Linked DNA regions of Homo sapiens: region 2 is linked to region 1. Evidence: chromatin loops called from intact Hi-C (ENCODE). Cell type or tissue: PC-3. All regions are shown on one strand.

What was found. Peaks named below come from ENCODE experiments on the same cell type or tissue, not always from the same donor. Only the 100,000 strongest peaks of a DNase experiment are listed, where the experiment ranks them.
Region 2: it touches region 1 in a loop (8-fold over the local background); 1 of 110 quality-filtered maps calls a loop at or near these places.

Annotation. Positions count from the first base shown.
Region 1 is chr12:42,995,066-43,000,065 of GRCh38, reverse strand. No RefSeq gene overlaps it. Among named protein-coding and RNA genes, the nearest start is that of LINC02461, 160 kb to the left of the region's middle. In PC-3, no CTCF peak of the experiment used is centred here; no DNase peak of the experiment used is centred here; H3K27ac peaks cover 1,297 bases.
Region 2 is chr12:43,167,100-43,172,099 of GRCh38, reverse strand. No RefSeq gene overlaps it. Among named protein-coding and RNA genes, the nearest start is that of LINC02461, 14 kb to the right of the region's middle. In PC-3, no CTCF peak of the experiment used is centred here; no DNase peak of the experiment used is centred here.

The DNA.
Region 1 (5,000 bases):
TTGGTCAGGCTGGTCTTGAACTCCTCACCTCAGGTGATCTGCCCACCTCAGCCTCCCAAAATGCTGGGATTACAGGTGTGAGCCACGACGCCCAGCCATTTTCAGTGGTTTTTATGCAACAATAGGTAACTGGAGCAATGCCAATAATGTGCTTAGAACTGTGCTGCCAGAAAATTGAGAGGCCCCCACATTTGGGAGCCTAGATTTCATATATGTGTGATATAGATAGTCTGTCAACACACACTCTCTAACTAAGTAGCAGCTCTTTCTTCTCTGAGCCCTTGAGATGCAGTGTCTCTGCAAAAGTGGGAGAAAGTCACAGTCCATGATCTGCAACTGCAGCACTGATTCCATACATTTTAGTATTTTGACAAAGTAAGGCAGAGCAAATGTGGGAGAAGATCAGGCAAGGATTACCCAACCCAGAACTATGCTCTCCACTAGCGTCACCCAACACCTCACTCTAGCTAGATAATCACTTGATCAATGCATTTGTCTTTAAAATGCAAACACCTCCTAGGAACCTGGGACTCCTTCATTGCAGAGCAGAAATAACCCAAATAACCTCCTTAGAGTAGAAGAAGGTAGTGCATTTTGGAGATCAAGCTTAGGTGTGGGAGGGCCTTGGGTTAGCTTAAGGCCATCAGAGAATACAGACTACCTGAGAAGCATGATAGTGGGGATTACACCAAAGAAAGGAGAAAAAGAAAGGTTCTTGAAAAGTAGGTGGGAGAGTGATAGTGAGATAAGTCCTGCCCATTTATGGCTTAAATCAATAGGGTTGGTGCTGGGTACTTGCTGGGCACTGGCAGTAGATGGATGAATTGAACCTATTCTCTGGCCTAAAGGAATTTTGCAGGCTTCCCTCGGGTCTGGTTCTCCTCTAAGCCACTGACTCCTCCAGCATCAGAACATATTTGCAAGCTAAACTGCTCCCAAACCAGCCTTGGCACCCTAGTCTGCATTTACTCATTCAGTTCCCCAGTGCATGGAGCGGGAAGTGGAGAGGGAGAAGAGGAAAGGGAATTTGATGGAGAAATAGAAGGGAAGAAAAAGTAAGCCATTTGGTTCTTCATACCTACTTTTTATCTCTCTGGATGCAAAATCCTTAATTATAAAACTGGGTCTTATGCTAACATGATTACTGTACCTACCTCATAGCTAATAAATTGTTTATTAAGTGGAATTGAACTAAATCTGGGCAGTATTTGCAGAATTTACTATTCACAAGAATTTATAAAATATGACACAAGAATGACAAAGGCTAGATGAAGAAGTCATGCTCTCAAATTCACATTCTAATCAACTTTTTTTATACTTGAGAAAAAACGAGACTGTTAAAAATATTTAGTTTGGAGACACTCACATGTATTTTAAAAAGTTTTTACAAGTAAAAGCCTTCAAAAAGATACAGAAAATCTATTGGAGCAAAAGAAAATGAAATGCTAACTTGTCACCAAAGTCATTTTCGAGGCTATAAAAACCTACTTTCCCTTCCTCAAACCTATTCACAAATAAACTTTCACACTTTGGTATTCAAAACCCGCATTGCTTCAGTTAGATCCATCGTGGAATTACTCTCAAGTCTGCAATTCTCGTAGACTGTAAGATTCTTAGCATCCCACATAACAAGAACAACTAGGCACGGGCAATTTCCCTCAGTATCTTATTTAAGAGGGACACTTCTCCCCCAGGGGAACATCAATCCATCAATCCCTTCTACCTTTCAAGGCCACCATTCCCATCTCCAAAGAGCTCTTGACTGTTCAAACATTCTTTGTATTGAACTGAAATAGATTTCCTTCTGGTCTAAATGTTTTATAAAGGTGTCATTAATAAAATCATTCAAAATTTGACTATTCCAATACAAATTTGTAACAGATTTAGGGACATAGTAAGTAAAACTAGATCTTATGTAGTTCAATAGATGCTAGACACTATGACTTTTTAAAGAAAGACGAAGGGGTAGGGAGGATTTAACACTTAATAAATATTCTTTTTACATTGATTATTAGAAGCTGCGGTGGCTCACACCTGTAATCCCAGCACTTTGGGAGGCTGAGGTGGGCGGATCATCTGAAGTCAGGAGTTCAAGACCAGCCCGGCCAACATGGTGAAACCCCATCTCTACCAAAAATACAAAAATGAGCTGGGCATCGTGACAGGTGCCTGTAGTCCCAGCTACTCGGGAAGCTAAGGCAGGAGAATCGCTTGAACCCAGGAGGCGGAGGTTGCAGTGAGCCAGGATTGTGCCACTGCACAGAGCAAGACCCCATCTCAAAAAAAAAAAAAAAGAAAATAAAAAGCTCTGTAGATTTACAACAGTGAAAGGGAACACTTACAAAGAAGAGTCACCAAAAGACAAAATCATGTTAAAAGAATGAAATAGAACAGGAACAAATATATACAGTACACAATATAAAAATGCAGCTAATAAAAGCAAATATTAGTATGGATTTTAAAAGAAACATAATTCCAAGCACAGAACTTTGATTTACATACAAGTACAAAATAAAACATCTCCAAGACAGCTTTATGTAAATTTTTATAATGCAAGATGTTTTAAAAATAAATTGCAAAGAAAAAAATCAGAACAAAGCAATATCCTTTGTATTCTGTTAGTAATACAGGATAAAGAGGCTGCCATTTTTATGCTCTGAGCACGTTTAGAGGTTGTTTAAGTTTAATTTGTAAATAATTTTGAAACATTAAAGAGACATGGGGAAGTTTGTTCTGTAAGTTAAACAGTAATATGATATCAACGTCATTAAAAATAAACTTTCACCTGTTACTAATTTTCTTCTTAGTTACAAAGTCATTGTTTGTTTGAATGAATAGAAAAAGCATCTTGATGTTGTTTATACAGTCCAAACAGGAGAACAAATTGCAAAGATTCATGTATGCTAAAAAGCAAATAAAAGAACTTTTCCAAGAATATGTTGAAAACTCAACCAGGTCTATTATAAGTCCTATATTGTCAACCTCAAACAAAGCCCCAGATAGTGCATATTTGAGTTACAAACAGTACTGCAATAGTACATCTGAGAATAATTCTTTTGTATGTACTCTTGTTAATTGTGGACTTGTAATAAACTCTGAAAATTGAGCCCTGTAGTACAAAAACTCTTCCACAAACTCTGCCAGCAAAGCAAAAAAGTATTTTGTGTGGTGCCTTTGGTTTCAGTTTATTATTATAGGAGGTGTGTCAGATTGTGTGTGTATAATTGTGTGTTTGTTTATAGTTTATGAATATGCGTGTAATTTTGGCACTGCCTTCCATTTTCAGCAGCAGACTAAACCCATGCCCAGAAACAAACGGAAATAGCCCTTGAAAGGTACAAAATGACTAGATTGGGCCATTGTAACCTGGGCCATTCACATGAATAAGCAGATCATGACCACACCTTCAAATATTAAGTTTCTGTACTTTGGAATCAAAAGCCTAGGTCTGGTCGGGCATGGTGGCTCATGCCTGTAATCCCAGCACTTTGAGAGGCCAAGGTGGGCGGATCACCTAAGGCCAGGAGTTCTGAGACCAGCCTGGCCAACAGGGCGAAACCCCGTCTATACTAAAGATACAAAAATTAGCTGGGCGTGGTTGTGGGCGCCTGTAATCCCAGCTACTCGGGAGGCTGAGGCAGGAGAATCGCTTGAACCCCGGAGGCAGAGACTGCAGTGAGCCGAGATCGTGCCACTGCACTCCAGCCTGGGCGACACAGCAAGACTCCATCTCAAAAAAAAAGAAAAAAGTCTAGGTCTGTGTTTCCAAACTTGCGACTAGAAGCCCTCAGGGACACTCCACTCAACTAATGATAAGAACATAACAAGAAAAAAGATCTTCTGCAAAAACATAATTTAGGCCTTAGCAAAAAGCAGAATTCAGGTAAACATTCTATACACAATAAACTATCGGATGTCTGTTTTCTGAACCCCTTTTCCACGCCCTACTGGAAAGAACCAAAGATAAAAATGTCTAATGATTCCAGGATATTCCCAAGTGCTCCCTCCAGTTTTCCATTTCTCTCTCTTTCTCTCTTTCACACACACATACACACACACACACACATACACACACACACACACACACGAATTGAAGTAGTAAAGTCCCTTTAATCTCCAGCTTTCGTCTGCATTGTTTACACACTATGTTAGGAGATTTCAGAATATTTTTAATTTTAACAATCTAAGGACATTTATTCTTCCTGTTACCTTACAGCATCAAATATTCTCTCTCTCTCTCCCTCAATGCCCACCTGTTCCCTCACCCTCCCTTCCTGTCTTCCTCTCTCCTTTTCTCTCGCTTTCCCTCTTTCTTTCCTCCTCTCTCCTCTCCTTCATCAAATAAGCAGTACAAGCCTGTCCTATCCTGAAGTTTTTTCCCCAATTCTTTCAGCACCCCATCAAGACCCTACTCTATCTCTTTGCTCTTAATCTCCAAAACTTCCTGAATTAGTGGATTGTATTGCTGCCAGCTTTTCTCACTGTCAGTGATGCAATATCACCTTCAATCCATCTCTGTCATGTACTCCTCTCTCTTAAGTGTCTCTGGTGAACATTTTGTTGACAGAGCCTTTTCCTCAGTTTACATTCTTCACCACACTAGATCCTATTGGACTTCTTGAAATCCTTTCCCTATGGTTTCCTTAATGCATACTCTTCATTCTCTTATGTTTCTGAAAATCCCTTCTCTGCATTCTTCTCCAGTCCTTCCTCTGTATTTGTCTCCATAAATTCAAGTGTCCTTAAAGGATCTTTCCTTCTCTGTTTATTCTACTGTTCACTCATTTGGTGCCTGGTTCAATTTTTACAGCTTCAACTCACAGCTCTGTCCAAATGGCTTCCAAATCTTTTTCTGATCCGGATTTCTCTCCCGAACCTCCACTTCACATCTCCAGCTCTGCATCAAACACTTGCACTAAGGGCCCCTCCCTCTGGGGCATCTCTCACATTTGCTTCCACATTTCATGCTCATAGCCTCTACTCTGGTCCAAATGCTTGTG
Region 2 (5,000 bases), 170 kb before region 1:
TTAAAATCAGTGACAAATTGAAAACTCTTAAAAGTAGCTAGAAGGAAGCTAAAGTAAAAATAAAGAAAATTATATACATAAGAACAAGATATCAGTGGTTTTCCTGGGGCAAGGGGAGAAAAAGAGGAAGAGGATGCAGCGATTACAAAATGGCAGGAGGAAACTTTTAGGGATGATGCCTATGTTTGTTACTTTGATTATGTTGATGGTTTTACAAGTGTATACGTTTGTCACAACTCATCAGATTGTACATTTTAAATATGTACCCTAATAAAGCTATTAAAAACTCCACAATAAAATACTACTGCACAGACACAAATGGATAAAGTTAAAAAGCTGACAGTTCTAGGTACTGGACACACTTTTATGAGAGTATAAATCAACAAACCACTTTGAAAAATTCTTTGACAGTATCTCCTAAAGCTGAACAAGTGCATACACTATGAAACAACAACTATACGCCTAGTAGATAGCTAGGAGAAATATTTACATGTGTTTACTGAACTAAATGCACAGGTAGCATTGGTAATAGCCACCTGGGAAACATTTCAACATCCAACAAGAATAAAATGGGTAAGTAAAGTATGGTATATCCATACTGTGGACAACTATGAAGAAATAATCAGATAAAACTACTGCTGAAACTAATCATCTGGATAAATCTTAGAGACAATGTTTAGCACTCACAAAAGAGTATATATCATATGGTTCCATGTATACAAGGTTCAAAACTAATTTGGGTGTTTGAAGTCACGGTGATTGGATCCCCTTCGTGGGAGTGCCTGGGAGGGGGCTTTAGGAGGCAGCTGAGGTGCCGAAAACATTACATTTCTTGATGTGGGTGCTGGTAACACAGGTGTGTTCAGTTTGCAACCATTCTTCAGTACACTTTGCATGCTTTCCTGTATGTATGTTATACTTCAATATACTTTAAAATGTGTAGTTTTGGCTAAAAAAATATAAGAAACTAAGAGCTCCAAACCAAAAAGATATACATTAAACATTAGGAAGTTTTTGCTTATGATGGGGAGAGGAAAGAGAGTGGAGAATGGAGATACAAGGGGAAGAAAGAGAGAGAGACTGATTTAACTATGGCTGATCGCCTTATGTAAAATAATTATGAATATTTATAGAACGCATTATTGTGTTTGAAGTTGTATGTACCAGACATTCTTAGTTTTTCAGGCCCAAACCTATTCTTACCTAAACTTCTATCCCTGCTACACTTCTCTCACCCAACCCTTTTATTAACTGCCCCGTCACCACCATTAACAACAACTAGACAGGTCAACATTAATTGATTGGTAATAAAATTAGATAATAGGCAGAGTCTACACATCTTTTAAAGACATGCCGTAAATTCTCCTCCCAAGGTGGCAGTATCCCTAGCATTCCCATGAATTTAATTGTATCATTTATCCTCAAAACCCATAGTTTCATACCCTATTTTTATAAAATGTTTAACCTGCACAATAGGTCTCTCAACTTAGTATTTCATTTAATAAGCAGCCCACGAATTATGTAGGAAATCCTAAAGAACATTCCAAATTCCTGAAGAAAGTTTAACTGTGAGCCACATAAAATCTGTAAAATTCACAACAAGAAAAAGAGCTTTTGAATCCAAAATCTAAATAAATATTTCCTAATGAGGAGAATGAAAATATTTATAACCACCTAAGTTTCTAGAATACTCTTAAATGTTCAAATGTGGAGGGTCCTGTTTTAATTTCTACTCCATTCTCTCCTTTCCATAACCTTCACCTTTTAAAAATATTATCAATTATCAATTGGAACAGTGAACAAGAACTAGAGTAAAAAATTGATTGAAATTTTGCTGCATAGAAATTCAGCTGTGGGCTGGGCACAGTGGCTCACACCTGTAATCCCAGCATTTTGGGAGACCAAGGCCGGTGGACCACTTGAGGTCAGGAGTTTGAGAGCAGCTTGGCCAACATGGTGAAACCCTGTCTCTACTAAAAATACAAAAATTAGCCAGGTGTCATGGCAAGCGTGCCTGTGATCCCAGCTACTTGGGAGGTTGAAGCAGGAGAATCTCTGGAACCCAGAAGGTGGAGGTTGCTGAGATCACACCACTGAACTGGGTGAAAGAGTGAGACTCCATCTCAAAAAATGAAAATAAAAGGAGAAATTCAGCTGTGAATTTTTTTTTATTGAGTATCATATAGTTTAAAAAGCTTAAAAGAAGAAACTATTATATCAAAGTTTGAAACGAGGAGAAAAGACTCCTATATTCTGACATAATCAGATTATGTATTACAACGTCTTTAATCCTCTAAAGCAAAGCAAAAAGTGACACTAAAGAAAGATGTTTGCACAGAATTCCATGGGAAATTTAGCTTTCTAAGTAATAGGTTTTTATAATGGGGAGACACTATATTAAATTACTCCAGTGTTCACCACCAGGTGTGTAATACATATTCGATATTATAAAATCAGTTTAAATGTGGGTACTAAGTTACAGTCCTGAAAATATAGATGCCTCTACCTTTGAATCTAAGCCCTCTGTATAGATGCCCACCATTTAGTCTGGCTGTAGATGTCAAATGAAAACATTTTAAATGTGTTAAAATGAAAGATTACCTAGTGGTAAATGAGGTAATCTTGTCCCTGTTCTTCTTTGTCATTGATAATTAAAAACTAAACATCTTGCAAGATGATACTTTTAAAATGACTTCCTTACACCCACACAGAACATCTATTAATTCAGCTCAGGACACTTCATGATTTTATGAGCTCAAAAAAAGCAGTAAAGATATATAAACAGCATAAAACCTAGGCTTTATGCAGTGTTTAGCAAACCACAATTGTTCTCTCCTGACATTTACTTCCTACCTTATATATCTTCTAATCCTTGATGTGCACATTGAAAATGTCAACAAGTTCTCTAAAGTTAATCATGTCTTCGTGTTTGAATTAGATAAATTTTGTTTATTTTCCTGAATCACACATAATTCACGAAATTCCAAACTTCTCAAAGTTTCTCAAGTTCATATTAAGTATCTAGAAACATAAGACAAAAACACATAAACTCAACCTAGTAGAAATAACTTTCTCTTTTGTGAGAAAGGCTTTCTGGCAAGCTAGGAAGAATTCTTCAAAGCAAACATGCTTTCCCACATACAGCAGAATTATTACACTTTGGTTGGGTTGTTCCTTTGTTGGAGTGTGATAACTTATGAAAGAATTAAGAACTCTCAAAGAAGAGCAGTAAGAAGAAAGCCCACTAGTGAAGAAAGATCAATACATATGGACACTCTCCCGTGAAGACAGTATGAGAAAGGAAGATAGAAAAACAAACTTAGGCTCTAACCACCATCAAACTCTCTGATCATTGCACACTTCGATCTGTCCAATGTGTCAAACAAAGCAAAGGGATGTGTTCATCCTGCCTTACTTCTGAAGTTATGAAGGTAGTCTGCTTTTAAGCTATTATTTAAGGGTGAATGCTAATTTATTCCCTATCTAAAGAATCTAATTTACATCATGATTATTTTTTATGCTGTAAAGGTAGATAATTGTTTTCACCTTTTCCCTATCTTAACTCAGCTTTGTAACACCTTTTCTGGTTTGCATAGATGAGTTTGTCATTAAAAAATACTTTTCTAAGAAGTTATCTATCCAAATTGCAAGTTAACGTGTATAAAACATGTGCTACTATTAGAACTTAGAGAATTGTTTTATCTATATTTGACTGTCATAAATTTTACAACATTTATTGACTGAGTGTAGACTATCCTGGACAAATTGTAGGTGCCCTCTCTTTGGAGCAGAAGATTGCAGATGGTAGACACAGACACACACAGACACACACACGCACACACACACAAGCCTCCATTGAAAAAGTTAATCATAATTGTAAAAAATTACTTTCCAGCATCAATTTCAATTCTCTGAAACTTTGAGTTACCTATTCAACACTTTTCCTTTACAAACTGGTAATTAGGAAAAAAAAGAATATATATACAATGTGTCATACTTTCTATTTTTAACATTCGTTGAAAAACACAGCCAAACTCATTAATTTAGATGAAAGGAAAATGTCTATGCTATTGTTTATCTGTGAAAGAACTGGAAATCTCCATTTAAATTCAAAAGATATTAGCGACATAAAATGAAGTTTCATTCATTAGATTCACATTTCTTTCTCCAATTGTATTGCAATCTATTTAGGACCATCTCTGTACTTTTTGTTTTCTTATTACTGGCATGAAGCCATTTTTCATGGAATATAATTCTCCATAGTATTTGTTTTGAGAGAATGAGTAGCGTGTGTTCCTGAGATTTAATAGGAGCAGTTTTCACATGTTTTGGGTGCATTGTATCATAATATTAAGAGCATAAACTCTGGAGTAAAAATGTCAGAGTTTGAACTTTGGCTCTAATACTTAACAGCTATGTAATTTTGGGTAATATATGTAATGTCTCTGGGCTTCTGTTTCCTTATATATAAAATGGATAAAATAATAATACCTAGATCAAAGTACTTTTAAGAGGATTAAATGGGTTCATTTGTATAAATCACATAAAAAAGTGCGCAGCACATAGTAAGTTCTCAATAATTTTGAGTAGTATTTTTATTGTTTATACATTACTTATATTTTTATTAAGGATTATATTCCTTTATGTTTACATTGGCAGCTGTAAACAGTATTTAGAGAGTTAACTCTCTACTTGGGAAAATATGTCGATGAACAAGAGATGCAATGTAGGATATTGAGTGTGGACTCATAACAGACAAAAATAAAAGAAAAAAATAAGCTAAACAAAATCTGAGGAAGAAATAGATGGAAATCAAGAGAAGTGGAGTGGGCAAGAGTGGAGGTAAGAAGGGAGAAATGCAAAAACATACAGGGTGGAAGATCGCGTAGCATAGCAAGGGAATCTTGTACAAGATGGCAGAAATCGCAGTGAGACAGTGATGTTTAATATCCATTAATTGTTATTACAGAGTTGTGCTGCAAAGATTAAAGTCTTGAAAA